Linked DNA regions of Homo sapiens: all the other regions are linked to region 4. A link is a contact called in ENCODE Hi-C or POLR2A ChIA-PET data. All regions are on one chromosome and are shown on one strand. Each heading gives the region's core, a stretch centred on a gene start or an enhancer-like site at or near the end of the contact. The rest is flanking DNA. Distances are from core to core; before and after follow the strand shown. Region 1 overlaps TEC (tec protein tyrosine kinase). Region 2 holds the start of SLAIN2 (SLAIN motif family member 2). Region 3 holds the start of PAICS (phosphoribosylaminoimidazole carboxylase and phosphoribosylaminoimidazolesuccinocarboxamide synthase). Region 4 holds the start of DANCR (differentiation antagonizing non-protein coding RNA). Region 5 holds the start of CEP135 (centrosomal protein 135).

Region 1 (2,700 bases), core at 2-2,501, 4.5 Mb after region 4:
CAGAGATTTTTACTTACAGATCTTGGACAGGAAGGGCGGAATGGGCTGGGAGGGCAGTCCTCCATCTCCGGGTTGCATGAGGCAGGAATGGAGTCAGGCAGAGAGAGAAAATGCATGTGGGAATTGGCAGTATATATAAGGGGTAGGGTGTGGGGTCACTTTGAGTTCCTGGGCAAAGGCCTAAATGGTGCTTTTAAGGGAAGCTTCGATAAAGTGGGGAACCCTGTCTGCTAGATAGGAGAGATGCCTTTAAATTCTTATCTCTGGCTGCTGGCCTGAGCCATTTGGGTGTGGTGTGGAACTAGAACTATCAAGGGTGACTGAGCCCTGCTTTGGGTATGAAAAAGTTGAATCTATTCAAAATGGATGCTGAGGCAACATGAAAGTATAAGAATTCACTTCAGGACTAGGACAGTTAATTGTGGAAAAGTAGCAAGATAAGGACTAGTATAACAAGGTTTGTACAGCTTTCCCTCAGCCTCAGCTCCCCATCTCTGGTGATAAGAATGAATGTCTTTCGTCCTCCTGGTATAAGGAGGGCACCTTTTTCATGGGAGTTAATCTCATGCTTTCAAGAAGAACAAGGAAGGTCACAGTGCCCTTCTTGCATGTGCTGTTTTTTTTAAGTGCCTTTAACTCAATCCATATGCCGAAGTAGCATATTTTTGGGTGCTTACCATGTGCCAAACATGGTCTTATATGCTTTTTAAGTATTAACTTTAATCCTGTGAACTGTTTGAGGCAGATACAGTTACTATTCCCATTTTACAGATGATGAAACTAAAGAACAGAGAGGTTGAGTACTTTGCCCAAGGTTGCAGAGTGAGCATGTGGCAGAGCTGGGACCCCAGCCCATGCAGCCTGATTCCCAGAGCTCTGAACCATTGTACTGCACTGCCTCTGGATAGCTTTGTGATATTTTTTGGGCTACCAAATTGTGTGTTTATAGAAGGATCAAACATATATTAATCTTTATATTCACCGGAATATGACTTAGCCGTCAAGACAGCCTGACAAACCGGCAAAATATGTCTTTGTAACATTACTCTTGTGCTTTGAAGAGGAATTTTTGACCAAAGATGCTCCCTGCTATCGTGTGTTAAATGCTGTGAGTTACCAGAGATCAATTGTTCCTAACGTAAAAAGGAAGTGCTAATCTAGTCACTGGCTGGCTCAGTATTGGTTTCATACTGTAAGATAGAACTAAAATAACAGCCTCGAAGGGTAAAAATAGTGGAGTCACATGAAGCATCAACCGTCATTTTAAAAACAGAATTGTAAGACCCATGAGGAAAGGTTAATTTCTTTTTCTGTTTGAAAAGAGTGGATGTTGGTAGACACTGGTCGTTTCTATTACGGCCTCCTGTAATTTTAGAAAACCGATATTTGTCATGACCTGAGGAAACATCTCATTCATGGCTTTTATAAGACATAGTCAAATTCAGCATCAACTCTCAGAAGATCTTTCTTGGAGTCTAGAAGGTAGGTGTGAGGATCGTTTCTTAATCAAAACTAGTGGCTCTCGCTTTTAGGTTTCCTAAGGGCTAGTATGCTTTTCAAAAATAATATTAGTAGCTAAATTGATCAAGCACTTAAACTGTTTGTCAGCGTTCTTCCAAAAGCTTTACATGAATTGACTCTTCGAATTCTTACTGCAATCATATGAAGTTCTGGTGCTATTATTCATCCCATTTAATAGCTAATGAAGTGTAGGCACAGAGAGGTTAAGTAACTTGTTCAAGGAGATACAGTGAGTAAGTAGCAGAGCTGAGATTCAAACTCAGACAGTTGGGCTTCAGACTTTTTGCTTTTAAGCAGTAAGCTCTATTATAGAGGCCTGCTGGTTCTTAGCCCAGGGAGATCTAAGACGTGTAAACCAGAATGCCTGCCCACACTGAGTAGGGATCTTCCCCACTCAGTCTACTAACTTGCATGCCAGTCTCCTCTGGAAACACCATCACAGACACAATCAGAAGGAAAGCTTTACCAGCTCTCTAGGCAGTCCTTCTTCCAGTCAAGTTGATACCTAAAGTTAACCATCACACCTTCCAAGACTGGTTGCTGCATAGGTGCTATAATGTGGTATCTCTGTACCACCAGAAGGGAGGTGAGGCGGGGGTAAGGAAGAGAAAAGCAGACAGATAAAGCTTCTGTTGCAGGTGCTGGTGGGCACTCAGTGAGTGGCGTGGCTATTGGACAGTGGGGATTCTGTATTTTGCACTGTGGGGGCATCTCTCAGAATGGCCAGATATTCTGCAACAGGGATGAATGAGAGTTAGTTTCACTAGAGCAATTGAGAGTTAGTTGCATTAGCAAGAGCAAACTAAGAGGGAACAAATAGTTTAATTATGGCTCCTAGCTGTGATAGCCAGCAAAGAGTACAACATTGCAGCCTAGATTTCTGTATCTTACTCATTTGCCCTTGATCAATTTGTTTAACTCAGTGCCCCATTTACCCAACAGTAAATTGCAGATGCTAAATGACTCATTACTTTGGCAGAGTCACTGGTTCTGTAATTAATTATGGAGCACTTTAAGATTGATGAATGCAAGGAGCTGTGCACACACGACCTGTACGAGCAGTTGTATAAACATCGGGATTGTTGTTGTTTCTAAGGCTTGCTTCCTGTTCTGAGCCCAGTGTGCACTTTACCACAAAGGACAGCAAAAGCTTTATTAGTAGCAATTAAGAAATGTGCC
Region 2 (2,700 bases), core at 76-2,575, 4.4 Mb after region 4:
ATGAAAGATGGATGTGATAACTGTCAATTCAGAGCTCTGCAAAACGCCAGACTCAATTCTTGTTTTAGAAAATAAGAGCCAGGGCTCGTTCCACCCTTGACTCTTCACACAGAGTAACAAAAAAAAAAAAAAAAAAAAAAAAGCAGCACCATCCTCTGCCCTCTCTTCACACAAAGCAAGGTTTACCCCACTACCCAAAGGGGAGTGCTGATTCATACGGTCTCCCCATCCCCGCCAGAAATGGGTCCCAAACACCAACCGCTGCATAGACGTAGACGACTCTGGTCTGCCCCTGACCCCCACACCTGGTGATACCTCATCAAGCAGACCCCTCTCCTACATCCAGAATGCCCAGGGCCACCATCCGAAAGCCAGTATCTTACACAAAGCAGGATCCCTGCCTACAAAGCAGTTTCCCACCTCCGACTCCTCCCCAGGCGAACAGCCCTTCTCAAGCTGCCCCAACCCACAGACCCCAATAGGGTCCAGCACTCAGAAGGTCCACAATCCAAAGGACAACGAGCTACAACCCTGTTACTTGCGCACGCCTCGAACCCCCAACTCCAGCTGACGTTCCCTCTGCCAAAGCAAGAAAACCACAAGTCGCCACAGGAGAGCGGACCCGGCTACACAAAGCGAGGCGCCCGACCAGAGGGACCCTCAGAGGACGCTCTCCGCCCCCGGGCCCGTCCCCGCCCAGCTCCTGCCCGGCGCCTCGCGCTCACCAGCTCTCCTCCTCCTCCTCCCAGCCTGACAGGCGCTCCAGCTCGTCGGGCCGCAGCGGCTCCACCTCGTCCAGCAAGCCGCCCTCGCCCGCCGCTAGCAAGGAGGTGGCGTCCCGCAGCTCTTCGCTACTCGTCCGCCTCGGGCCCGACCCGGGCCCGCCGCCCGACTTGGCGCTGAGGCCCAAGGGGAAGCCCCGAGGAGACGCCGCGCCGGAGGAGGGAATGGACGCGCCGGCCCGAACCGGGCTGCCGGGCCCAAGGGAGCCGGCGCCCTGCACGGCCCCCGAGCGGCTCCTCAGCTGTTCGTTCTGCTTCTCCAGCTTCTTCACCAGCTCCTGCAGCTTCCGCACCTCCTGGTCCGCGTTCACGTTGGAGTTAACGTCCTCCATCCCGGCCCCGCCGCCGCCGCCGCCTCCGCCGCCCGCTCGCTCTCGCAGCGACAGGGAAAGAGACGGAGGAAAGAGGCGTCGCCGCCGCTCACTCTAGCCGAGGCGCCGGCATATAGCAGGACCAGGCCCCACCGCCAGGGTCCCCCCACCTCGGGTTCCAAAGCGCCGCTGGCCCCAGCCGAACTGCCTCATCTGCGCCGGCTCCGGGATTGGGGGAGGCGGCGCCAATATCCGGCCCCTGCCGCCATCTTCCCTCCGTCCCTCCGCCCCCCGCGGGCCGGCCCAGTCGGTGACCTCAGAGCGTCGGGGGTGGACGCGGCCGCCGGCGGGCGCTGAGAGGACCCGGCGCCAGCTCGCGGCGGGGCGGGGCCACGGACGGGGCCTATGGGGCGGGGCCGGTGCTTGAGGGGCGGGGATTAGGCCGGAAGGGGCGTGTCGGCGGATGTGGGACGCGGCCGGGCTGGCTAGGGAGGGTCCCTGCAGAACGGGAGGCCAGCAGAAGGCTCGCGGCGGGCGGGGCTGAGGTGGCTAACAAGGTCCTCGAACAGCCTCGCCTGTTGGTCTGGGCGTGTGGGCGTGTTCTCCACCCCTTACAGGGAGTGTGGGACCCGCGGGCCAGTCTCGCCCTTGTTCCGGGCCGGATCTCGAGTGGGCGCTCAGCCCGGCGGTGGAGAGACAGTTTACTTTGTTCAGCAAATATTTAATCGATGCCGACTTTTAATTGGAGATTGTCTCGGCTGGCAGGAGCCTCTAGACTGCCTGTGTCCTGTTTCTTCCCCTGAAAATAAGAAACCCCAGTTTCAGACAGTTAAGAGAGGTCTAAGGTCAAAATAATCATAATTTCTTGAGTGCTTCCTACTGGCCAGACAGTGTGCTAAGCACTTTTAAAGGCATTATCTCATCGGTTAAAACATAGTTTTCCCGACTTAAAGTTTACAGCACACTGGGGCGGAAGCGGGGGATAGTAAACCGCTTCTCTACTCCCTTTCTCCGTTTATTGACTCACACTCTGTTCTTTGGATCACTTCCTTCGGAAAAAGTTCCTCGTAGTGTGTCTTGACTTTTTTAAAAGTTGTATGTTAAAAGTAGTTAAACACGCTGACAGATACTGAAGAATGAAGAAAATTGTAAGAATGTGAAGTCTGCCTTTAGAATGCGGCAGGAAACCTAAACAAAACTTAAATGCTTTGTTTTGATCACATTATCACAGTCGTTGGTCTTCAGAGGTCAATTGTGAACGGCTTTGGCTTGTGTTTGCAGCTTTTCTTCAGTTGCCGCCTCCACCCTTAGTTTAATAACAATGATCCAGTCCTGTTACACCTGAGTGTGGACTCATGCCATGACTGACTTGCTTCTACCCTTTAGCTTTTCTAGTGCCATATTCTCCGCCTGCCATATCTGATTCTTTTCTTAAATCCCATACTCTCTCATTCAGGAAACCTCTTCCCAACAATTCCACAAAGATCTAATTATTCTGCATATTCTAGCACTACGTGATCAATAGTTCTCAATAGGTGTTTGCACTTTTTTTTAAATTGCTTTTTTCTCTAAGAATTATTTTTCGTTTGTTTTTGTCTGTTTACTTG
Region 3 (2,700 bases), core at 190-2,689, 3.7 Mb before region 4:
CAGGCATACGCCACCACGTCCAGCAAATTTTTGCATTTTTAGTAGAGCCGGGGTTTCACCATGTTGGTCAGGATGATCTCGATCTCCTGACCTCGTGATCCGCCCGCCTGGGACTCCCAAAGTGCTGGGGATTACAGGCGTGAGCCACAGCGCCCGGCCTGAGTCTACAGCTTTTTAAAATCTGAATTCAGTTACTTTCTATGTGGAAAAGAATGTACCCAGCAGCCACAAAAGCAATTTGCCTCACTATACATATAGCAACTGGGTGTGTGGAAAAAACCAGCATTTGTTTTTTTCCAGCATAAATAGCAAGAACAATCTTTCCTGATAGTGCAACTTTTTTGCCTAAAGGTTTTGGAGTTCTTCAAAGCCATCGTGGCATCAAAGACTACTGGAACGAACACACACACACACACACACACACACACACACACACACACACCATCATGGCATCAAAGACTACCTAAAAACAGCCCCCCTCCCCAGCCATCATGGAATCAGACTACTTCAACACGCGCGCGCACACACATACACACCCATGACATCAAAGACTACTTAAACACGCACACGCACGTACACACACCCCAAGCTATCGTGGCATCAAAGACTACTTCACGCGCGCGTGCACACACACACACACACCATGGCATCAAAGACTACTTACACACACGCCCCCTAGACAGGTTTTTCTTTTTCTTTTTTGAGACGGAGTCTCGCTTTGTCGCCCAGGCTGGAGTGCAATGGCGCGATCTCGGCTCACTGCAACCTCCGCCTCCGGGTTCAAGCGATTCTCCTACCTCAGCCTCCTGAGTAGCTGGGGATTACAGGCGCGCGCCACCACGTCCAGCTAATTTTTTGTATTTTTAGTAAGAGACGGGGTTTCGCCATGTTGGCCAGGCTGGTCTCGTACTACTGACCTCAGGTGATCCGCCCGCCTTGGCCTCCCAAAGTGCTGGGATTACAGGCGTGAGCCACCAGGCCCGGCCTCTAGACAGGTCTTTCAAAAGTTTCAATTATTAACCTTCTTAGAAAGGTCATTAACCTAACGGGCAAAGCAAGACTCAGGTTTTGACGAATCAAGACTGATTTGCTTGTATTTTGCAATAGCTATTGATTATAAATAATACTTCCAGGCACCTTTCCACCCCTTGGCCATTTCTCGTTCTCCTCTACTTTGCTCCTTCTCCCCATCCCCGAGGCAGTAAAGTTCGGGGAGGCCCGGGAGCGCCTGGGCCACGTGTGCGCCCGCGCGGCTGCCTAGAGGCGCTGCTGCAGGGAGGCGGGACAGAGTTTCGCGGCTCGCACGTGGCCGCGAGCTCACGGCCTGGGGGTCAGGGAGACCGTGAAGGGCCCGGATCCCTGTTACTCACCCTCAGCTGTCGCCATTATCCTAAGTGGGCTGAGGGCTGCGACCGCGCCGGGAAGCGAGGCAGAACTCTAGAAAAGAGGGGTGGTCAGAGAGCTTCGCTGGGCGGGGAAGGAGGCGGGGCCGCGCGACCCTGCGCCACTCTTTTCGAGCTCCGCTACAGCCGCCTAACCCGGAGGGGTATGGGCGGAGACTGAAACGCGGATATCGGACGAAACAACGCCCCACTGGCTTCCCGCCGCGCAGGCGCAGAGACGCGACCCCGCCTCCGGGCCGCCCCGCGCTGGCGCAGTGCCCGGACAGGCGAAAAGTGGCGCGCACTGGCGGCCCCTCCCCACTCTGCGGAAGCTCGCATACCCCGGCCCCTTCTCGGCTGCGGGAGCGACTCAGAAGTTGGAGCGTACCAAGTCTTGACGGCCTGGGGGAAGCATGCAGGGAAGGGCATATGAAGGCTAAATGCTCTGAAAGAGAAATGAGGTTAAGTCCGTTACTCCCATTACGCTACTGTTGGGTGCTGGAAAATAACGGAGATTTCCACGTGCAGCAAATACAGCTTTCCAGGCAGCTCTTAGGGGAAGGCTAGCTCCACCCTACAGCATCCGTGACCCCGCCCCTCAGCCGCGGGACCGCCCCTCCGCCCTCGCTCGTTGGTGGACTCGGAGGGGGAGGAGCAGGGCTGAGCTGGCCACGCCACCTAGGGACAGCGCGCGCCGCCGCAGTAGCTGGGGCCACCCTCGGGAAGGAAGAGCCTGTCGCGAGCGCGAGCTTCTGAGCTCGACGGGCCGAGCTGGCAGCTGGTTGGTGCTTACACCTTGGCCGCAGCGGCAGGTCCTTCCACGTGCTTTCGGCGGCGACATGGAGCTGGAGGAGTTGGGGATCCGAGAGGAATGTGGCGTGTTCGGGTGCATCGCCTCAGGAGAGTGGCCCACGCAGCTGGATGTACCGCATGTGATCACTCTGGGACTCGTGGGGCTGCAGCACCGGTGAGCAACAGGGTGGGGGTGGCGGGGGCGTGCGTCTCCATCTCTCGGAGCCGCTTCCCGCAGTCGGCGTTCTCATGAGCGCCCGAGGGCCCGGGAGGACCGACCTCTCCGACCTAAGCCAGTACCTGCCTGTGGCGTCGACCGGGTTGCCTAGGCGTGCACGAGGGGCACCTCGCTTCCATGAACTTTAGCCTGTCCTGCCCACCCTCCCAGCCACTTATGCCTTTTAGGGGCTCTCTCCCTCCCCGCCCCCCGGTGTGTGCACCCATCCAGAGGCTGGCCAGCTTGTAAACCGCCGGTTTGCTTGGTCTAGCTGGGTCAGGGCTCCTCCCCGACTGCAGGCGGGTTCTA
Region 4 (2,700 bases), core at 56-2,555:
TACACTGCCCTGTTGCCACCAGCATTGTCACTGCTCTAGCTCCTGTGGCACTGCACGGACACGTGGTTGCTACAAGTTAGTACGCATATTTGGCCTTATTAGAGGCACTTTCCTATTGTAACTGAAGGGATAGTTGGCTTAAGTCAATTGAAATACCAGCAACAGGACATTCCAGCTTCAATGGCTTGTGCCTGTAGTTGTCAACCTATAGAAAGAAAAGTTTTAAAATGACGTTTTAACCAAAGAAAACTGAAATGTATTGCTTGTTCTATAAACTGTAAAGAAAATCACAAAGGCGCTCAAGTTGTAACGAAACTTTTTCTGGTTCAGTTGTGACTCCAGACAGGATCCAAAGAGGAGCTTTCCAGTCTCTTCTCTGGGTTTTATGGAGACTTACTTTACCCTTCTGTGTTAGCCTCTTAAAGCACTGGGTCAACCTTAAAAGGGCACAGGAAAGGGTGCTTTGTGATTTTTTTTCTTTGATTTTTACAGGGTTCACTACTATTTTCCGCGTTGCTCTCAATACCTCGTGGATCTCTGCTTCTCTAAGTCTGAAACCACACTAGAAACACAGCTGTTTTGTTTGGTGAGCCCCTACATGGATGTTTCCTTCCAGTTAAGGGGAGCCGGATTCGGACCTTGGCGACAAACAGACGCCGGGGAACCCTCCGGTCCCACTGGCCACGTGCTCCAGGCTGACTCATTCCTTCCCCCACCCCGCTCAAGGCTAGGAACATACCTGCGCTAAGAACTGAGGCAGCTGCACTTCCGCAGACGTAAGAGACGAACTCCTGGAGCTCAAGGTCGGCTGGGGTTGGGTTCCTGTCCCGCACGCGTGGCCCGCCCGAAACCCGCTACATAGTGGCGCGTCAGCCCTGGGGAAGCAAAGCGCAAAATTGTTACGGTGCCCAGACCTGCGCCGGGAACCTCCGGCTGTTCCGCTGGGCGCGGCGCCTGTGCCTCGCGCAGCCCCGGGACGGGCACCGCCGCCCGCCCCCCGGGCCGCCGAGGGCTGCTCTACCCCTCCGTTCTGGCCGCCGGGAGCAGAGGAGCTCGAGGCGGGCAAAGCTCGTGGGGACACCGGGCGAGCCCAGCCCCTGATCGGACCCACGGGCCGGCCGGGCGCCCTCCCCGCGGGAGACCGAAAGCCGAAGACTGGAGATGCACTCACCGCGCAACTCCAGCTGACAAAGAGGCCTGCGACCTGCGACGGGCGCACAAACCAGAGAGGCGGCGCGGGGCGGGGAGGGAAGCAGGAGGGTCGCGAGGCCCGCAGCCAATCCCGGGAAGACTCTGGGCAAGGGCGGGGCGCGCAGCCGATCCCCTGGAGAGGTCGGGTAGCTCAGCCAATCCCGGGAAGATCCTGAGCGGGGCGGGGTGGAGGGCCGCGGCACGCACAGCCAATCCCGGATGGGGCGGGACGGGCCCGGCCATTGGCTGTCGGTGTCCGGGGCCGGCCTAGGTGTGGCTCATGCAGTAGCACGGGGATAAGCCATGTCTGCGCGCGGAGCATCCTTCTCTGAATTAGATTTTTCAGGCTACCTACCAATCCCCGGCGTTGGTGATTTTGGTGCTCTTGGGCCCTAGACCCTTCCTCGGGTGCCCTTCTGGAGAGGGCATCGAGGTTACTCCAGGGTTGGCCTAAGGCCCTGGGATTCCCTTTCTTAAAGCCACACTAATCCGGTGTGTGTTCATCATCTGTGTCCGCCTAAACCGTAAGCTTAAAGAGAAGCCACGACCATGTCTTGTTCAACAAGCTCACTCCCGTGGCCTCTCCTAAAGCTAGAAGGACTACCTCCTTTCCTCATGCTCCCTCTTTATTCATTTACAGAGTCCAATAAGTAGACCATAATCAGCTGGAGGGTAGGAGTTGGGGAGGTTGAGAAGGCAACCATAGCAATCTCAAGGTAACAGGCTCAAACTTGGCAAACAAATAAGTAGAAGAAAATTGGAGTATATGCTAAAAGGAGAACTTCTATTGCTGTTTCACGTACTTACCATCTGCTAACAAATCTAATCCTCAAAATATATTTAATCATCTCCAAATTATAGATGGGGAAATAATTATGTTATGTAACTTGCCCAAAGTCACAGAGCAGCTAGCCAGTGGTAGATCCAGGATTTGAACTCAAGCAGCCTGAAGGCAGAGCCCCTCAAACAACATGCTACCTAGCCTTTCCCCAGGTGTTGGGGGTGGAGCAGGAAGGGAAACCAAAAAATAGCCTACACTTGGTTAACAGATCAAGACAGGCAGCTCTGGTGGGGTGTGGCTTTGTAAACAGAAAGAACAACTCGTCCAGAGCCCCAAGATAAAACAGGAAAGGGCTTTACCTGTTTAAGGACTCCCAGAAATGGAACTTAAGGAGCAGAGTGGCCTGAGATGAGAATGGCTTGGGGCCAGACCATGCAGGAAACCCTGGAAGAGTTTTTTTGTTTTGTTTTGTTTTTGAGATGGAGTCTCGCTCTGTTGCCCAGACTGGAGTATAGTGGCACGATCTTGGCTCACTGCAGCCTCCACCTCCCAAGTTCAAACTATTCTCGTCTCGGCCTCCCGGGTAGTTGGGATTACAGGCATGCACCACCATGCCTGGTTAATTTTTGTATTTGTGAAAGAGTTTATACTTTGTGCTAAGAATGATGGAAAGCTGTTCAAGTGTTTTGTTTGTTTGTTGTGTGTGTGTGTGTGTGTTTTAACAGGGG
Region 5 (2,700 bases), core at 93-2,592, 3.2 Mb before region 4:
AAACATGAGGAAAGGCTGCCTCAAGAAAGTAACTCTTCCAAAACCACGGGGCCACAAAGTAGGTGGGCAGTCATCAGAGACCAGGTCTCCTGAGTCTCTCCTTGGTCACTCCTTTCTGTATATCTTTCTCTTTGCTCTTGTTAACTTTTTTTGAATGGCTTCCTCATAGATTTCCTAGGTTCTTTCCACAAGAGACACCTAAGTGATGCAGGGTTTTTAGGGAAATTCCTGCAGACATCAGAAATACACCTGACAAATCCAGGTGTATTACTAGCAGGGTGTAAACTTACAGGCGGTGCACCACTCAAAACATTTCCCCTCTTTGCTACCAACTCCAGTTACCCAGAGATAATACCTCCTCACATCCTGCTTTGGAGGGGAGAGAATGAGAATGAATATGAATCAATAAATCATGGCCAGGGCCTCAATACACAGGACGGATTAAAATCCTCCCAGATAGAAACATGTTAGGCCGTCCCCACCCATGAACTGTTGTCTTTCCCCATAACCCCCATCCAAATATGGTGGCTATACTCTAAGTTTCTAGCAAAGCAACATAAAAGGTTAGGTTTGGGGGTCCCCCATACATATATGTGTAGAAGTATCCATCTACTTAACTCTGGGGGTTGGCGTCTCAAAACCAGTACATTTAATGCTGTATGTATGTGTGCACAGGGCTTAAGAAGATAAACAAGAAACCCCAAACGACAACAAAGAAACCCGTTAGCTGTGGTTATCTCAGAGTCCTTTCTTATTGAACTCAAAGTAGTAAAGGCTGGAAAGCAGTGGAGAGGCTTCAAAGGAGCTGGGCAAAGGTTAATTAAAGGCTGTCGTCCTACGCTTTGCGACATTTTTGTTACAAAGAGCATGGATGACTGCTACACTGAGAAGGCATTTTAATGTTTAAATCTATCCATTGGTCAACAGCAAGCCTGTCTGCACGGCCCACACAGACGCTCCTTGACGAGTCGGCCCAAGCTCTCCTCCACCCAATCTCCGGTTTGCAACTTTACCGTCGGGTGTTGACGGGAAGGGGGTGTGGGAGCGGGGTGGGTGGGAAGAGTCCCCGCGCCCCTCCCCGCCCGGTCTGACCCGGCCTGGCCTCACTTCCTCCCGCGGCCGCGCGGCCTCCCGGCAGTGCCCGAGCCCGGCCCGCGGGTACCGCCCAGAAGGCGAAGGCGCCACCACCGCCGCAGCTGGCCCTCTGGCTCCCACATCCGGACTCACCGGCAGCTCCAGCCGCCGTTGCCTCCGCCTCCAGCCGCATTGCCCTCAGGCCTCGAGTCCCCCACTAGCTCCTTCCGTCCAGGCACGGGCTCCGGCGCTAGAGCAGTTTGAAAATGGCGCGGAGGGACGATCGGGGCCGACACGGAGGAGGCGCCGCGGTTGCCCCGGTAACGGGAGCGGCGGACGATTAGCGGCTCGCGGCGGGGACGCGCTTGGCGACGATGGCGGAGCCCCAGTGCCCGGAAATGCAACGGCCCGGACAGCGCGAGGCCACGGCGCCCCCTGGAGGTCGGCGCCCGCGGCCAGCAAATGCCAAACCTCAGCTGGTGCCTGAGCTGGCATCCTCTTCCTCCTGTCGGCGGGAGGTGTGGATCACCTACTGCGTGCGGGGAACAAACGCCGCCCCAGTACCGGTCCCTGCAGCGGAGTAGCCTTCACCTGCAAGGTGAACGCCTGCTCACCACGTAATCCCCAAACGCAGATATCACGTTGTCTCTGCAACTTTCCCTGACAACCACCCAATGCAATTAATTATCCCACAATAGTATCTCCCGCAGGCTCTCTGTAGAACCATAGAATTCATCCATCAAAATACAATCATTTGTTGATCCGTCTCTCTCTGCCGCCCCCAAATGTGAATTCCTTGAGTCAGAGACTATTCTACTCAGCAAAACATTTGTGAGTGGAATTAAATTGAAATAAACCGTTATAGTCCACTCACAGATGGAAAACACATAGTAAAATCCTAGAATTCCATTTCTCCCCTGAAAATTTCCCAGACAGTCAGAGGGAGTTTCATTCTTTCCTGTTTACTTTTCTCCCAAATAGGCCTTCTGAGGCAGCAGAATAGGGAAGGAAGTCAGAAGACTGACCAGCTCATACCTATGGAATGCCTATCATACATACACTTAAAATTATGGCAAGCTCACGCAGGCGCACTAAGAGAGAAAAAACAAGAAAACAGATATGACAATTATAGGAAATCCCCTCCCTAGAGTTAAAGAAGTGTAGGAAGTGGGTATAAAAGAACAAAGGCTATATTAATCCAGGGCTGACACCACTTGAAGATAAGCCCGTTCCTCTCTCTGGTATATTCTTTGCTTAATAAATCTTGTGGGGTGGTTATTTGTGTGTCTCATCCAATTCTTTGTTCATAACACCAAGAACCTGGAACTCCCAACTTCCAATCTGGTAACATATTTTGGTGAGCCAGCCAGGAGGTAAGCCCAGAAGAACTGGGACTTTTTATTTTCTTTCTTTTTTGCTTCAGCTCTTTCACTTTGGTTTAAAGCTGCCTTCTGCTGGCACGGATTGGGCAGTTAAGAACGAAAAAGGCACTGGCCGCTTGAAGACTCCCATTGTTGCGGGAAAGCAGAGGACCAGAAAGACCAATGGGTGGAGCAGGAGGATTTTATTAAGGTGTGCACTGGCTCCGTGGATTTGCATCCAAAAAGCTGAGCCCTGAACAAAGAC

Evidence for each region. Hi-C counts contacts between places; a loop is a spot of excess contacts on that map. ChIA-PET counts read pairs that join two places held with the same protein, here RNA polymerase II (POLR2A). Pooled maps may share reads with other maps.
Region 1: a pooled map shows a loop between it and region 4 (4-fold over the local background). The contact joins the enhancer-like site here to the promoter of DANCR in region 4. A Hi-C loop is called at or near these places in 1 of 37 single-sample maps with no recorded cell type and 2 of 50 pooled maps. POLR2A ChIA-PET finds 5 or more read pairs at or near these places in 1 of 52 experiments (OCI-LY7).
Region 2: a loop to region 4 is called in a map of CD8-positive, alpha-beta T cell, with 19 times the contacts of the local background. The contact joins the promoter of SLAIN2 here to the promoter of DANCR in region 4. A Hi-C loop is called at or near these places in 2 of 168 maps with a recorded cell type or tissue (CD8-positive, alpha-beta T cell and naive thymus-derived CD4-positive, alpha-beta T cell) and 8 of 50 pooled maps. POLR2A ChIA-PET finds 5 or more read pairs at or near these places in 5 of 52 experiments (BJ, CD4-positive, alpha-beta memory T cell, T-cell and 2 more).
Region 3: a map of CD8-positive, alpha-beta T cell shows a loop between it and region 4 (12-fold over the local background). The contact joins the promoter of PAICS here to the promoter of DANCR in region 4. A Hi-C loop is called at or near these places in 3 of 168 maps with a recorded cell type or tissue (CD4-positive, alpha-beta memory T cell, CD8-positive, alpha-beta T cell and naive thymus-derived CD4-positive, alpha-beta T cell), 1 of 37 single-sample maps with no recorded cell type and 12 of 50 pooled maps. POLR2A ChIA-PET finds 5 or more read pairs at or near these places in 1 of 52 experiments (CD4-positive, alpha-beta T cell).
Region 5: a loop to region 4 is called in a map of CD8-positive, alpha-beta T cell, with 7 times the contacts of the local background. The contact joins the promoter of CEP135 here to the promoter of DANCR in region 4. A Hi-C loop is called at or near these places in 1 of 168 maps with a recorded cell type or tissue (CD8-positive, alpha-beta T cell), 1 of 37 single-sample maps with no recorded cell type and 10 of 50 pooled maps.

The regions. Positions count from the first base shown.
Region 1 is chr4:48,195,407-48,198,106 of GRCh38, reverse strand. The region is part of intron 2 of TEC (tec protein tyrosine kinase); the gene reads left to right. Among named protein-coding and RNA genes, the nearest start is that of TXK, 63 kb to the right of the region's middle. RefSeq lists enhancers at 175-344, 1,904-1,953, 1,974-2,023. Within about 2 kb of position 1,251, at least 3 of the 41 ENCODE cell types and tissues checked have a DNase peak (open chromatin) inside an H3K27ac peak, as active enhancers do; they include OCI-LY7, where a contact is called at or near this core.
Region 2 is chr4:48,340,154-48,342,853 of GRCh38, reverse strand. SLAIN2 (SLAIN motif family member 2) reads right to left here and starts at 1,325. Exons shown (of 8, transcript NM_020846.2): 1 at 726-1,325. The coding sequence starts at 1,114. RefSeq lists silencers at 845-1,154, 1,295-1,634 and enhancers at 465-1,378, 1,785-1,904.
Region 3 is chr4:56,434,999-56,437,698 of GRCh38, reverse strand. It overlaps PAICS (phosphoribosylaminoimidazole carboxylase and phosphoribosylaminoimidazolesuccinocarboxamide synthase), which reads right to left and starts at 1,439. Exons shown (of 9, transcript NM_001079524.2): 1 at 1,371-1,439. The coding sequence starts at 1,386. PPAT (phosphoribosyl pyrophosphate amidotransferase) reads left to right here and starts at 2,084. Exons shown (of 11, transcript NM_002703.5): 1 at 2,084-2,349. The coding sequence starts at 2,222. RefSeq lists enhancers at 469-1,352, 2,200-2,379 and silencers at 1,480-1,769, 1,910-2,109.
Region 4 is chr4:52,710,999-52,713,698 of GRCh38, reverse strand. DANCR (differentiation antagonizing non-protein coding RNA) reads right to left here and starts at 1,305. Exons shown (of 5, transcript NR_145129.1): 1 at 1,172-1,305; 2 at 740-875; 3 at 157-205. MIR4449 (microRNA 4449) reads right to left here and starts at 1,017; the gene lies at 952-1,017. SNORA26 (small nucleolar RNA, H/ACA box 26) reads right to left here and starts at 450; the gene lies at 329-450. RefSeq lists an enhancer at 622-671 and silencers at 922-1,491, 666-1,499.
Region 5 is chr4:55,947,587-55,950,286 of GRCh38, reverse strand. CEP135 (centrosomal protein 135) reads right to left here and starts at 1,342. Exons shown (of 26, transcript NM_025009.5): 1 at 1,228-1,342. It overlaps EXOC1-AS1 (EXOC1 antisense RNA 1), which reads left to right and starts at 2,275. Exons shown (of 5, transcript XR_941069.4): 1 at 2,275-2,447. RefSeq lists silencers at 937-1,396, 1,447-1,586 and enhancers at 801-1,765, 2,384-2,533.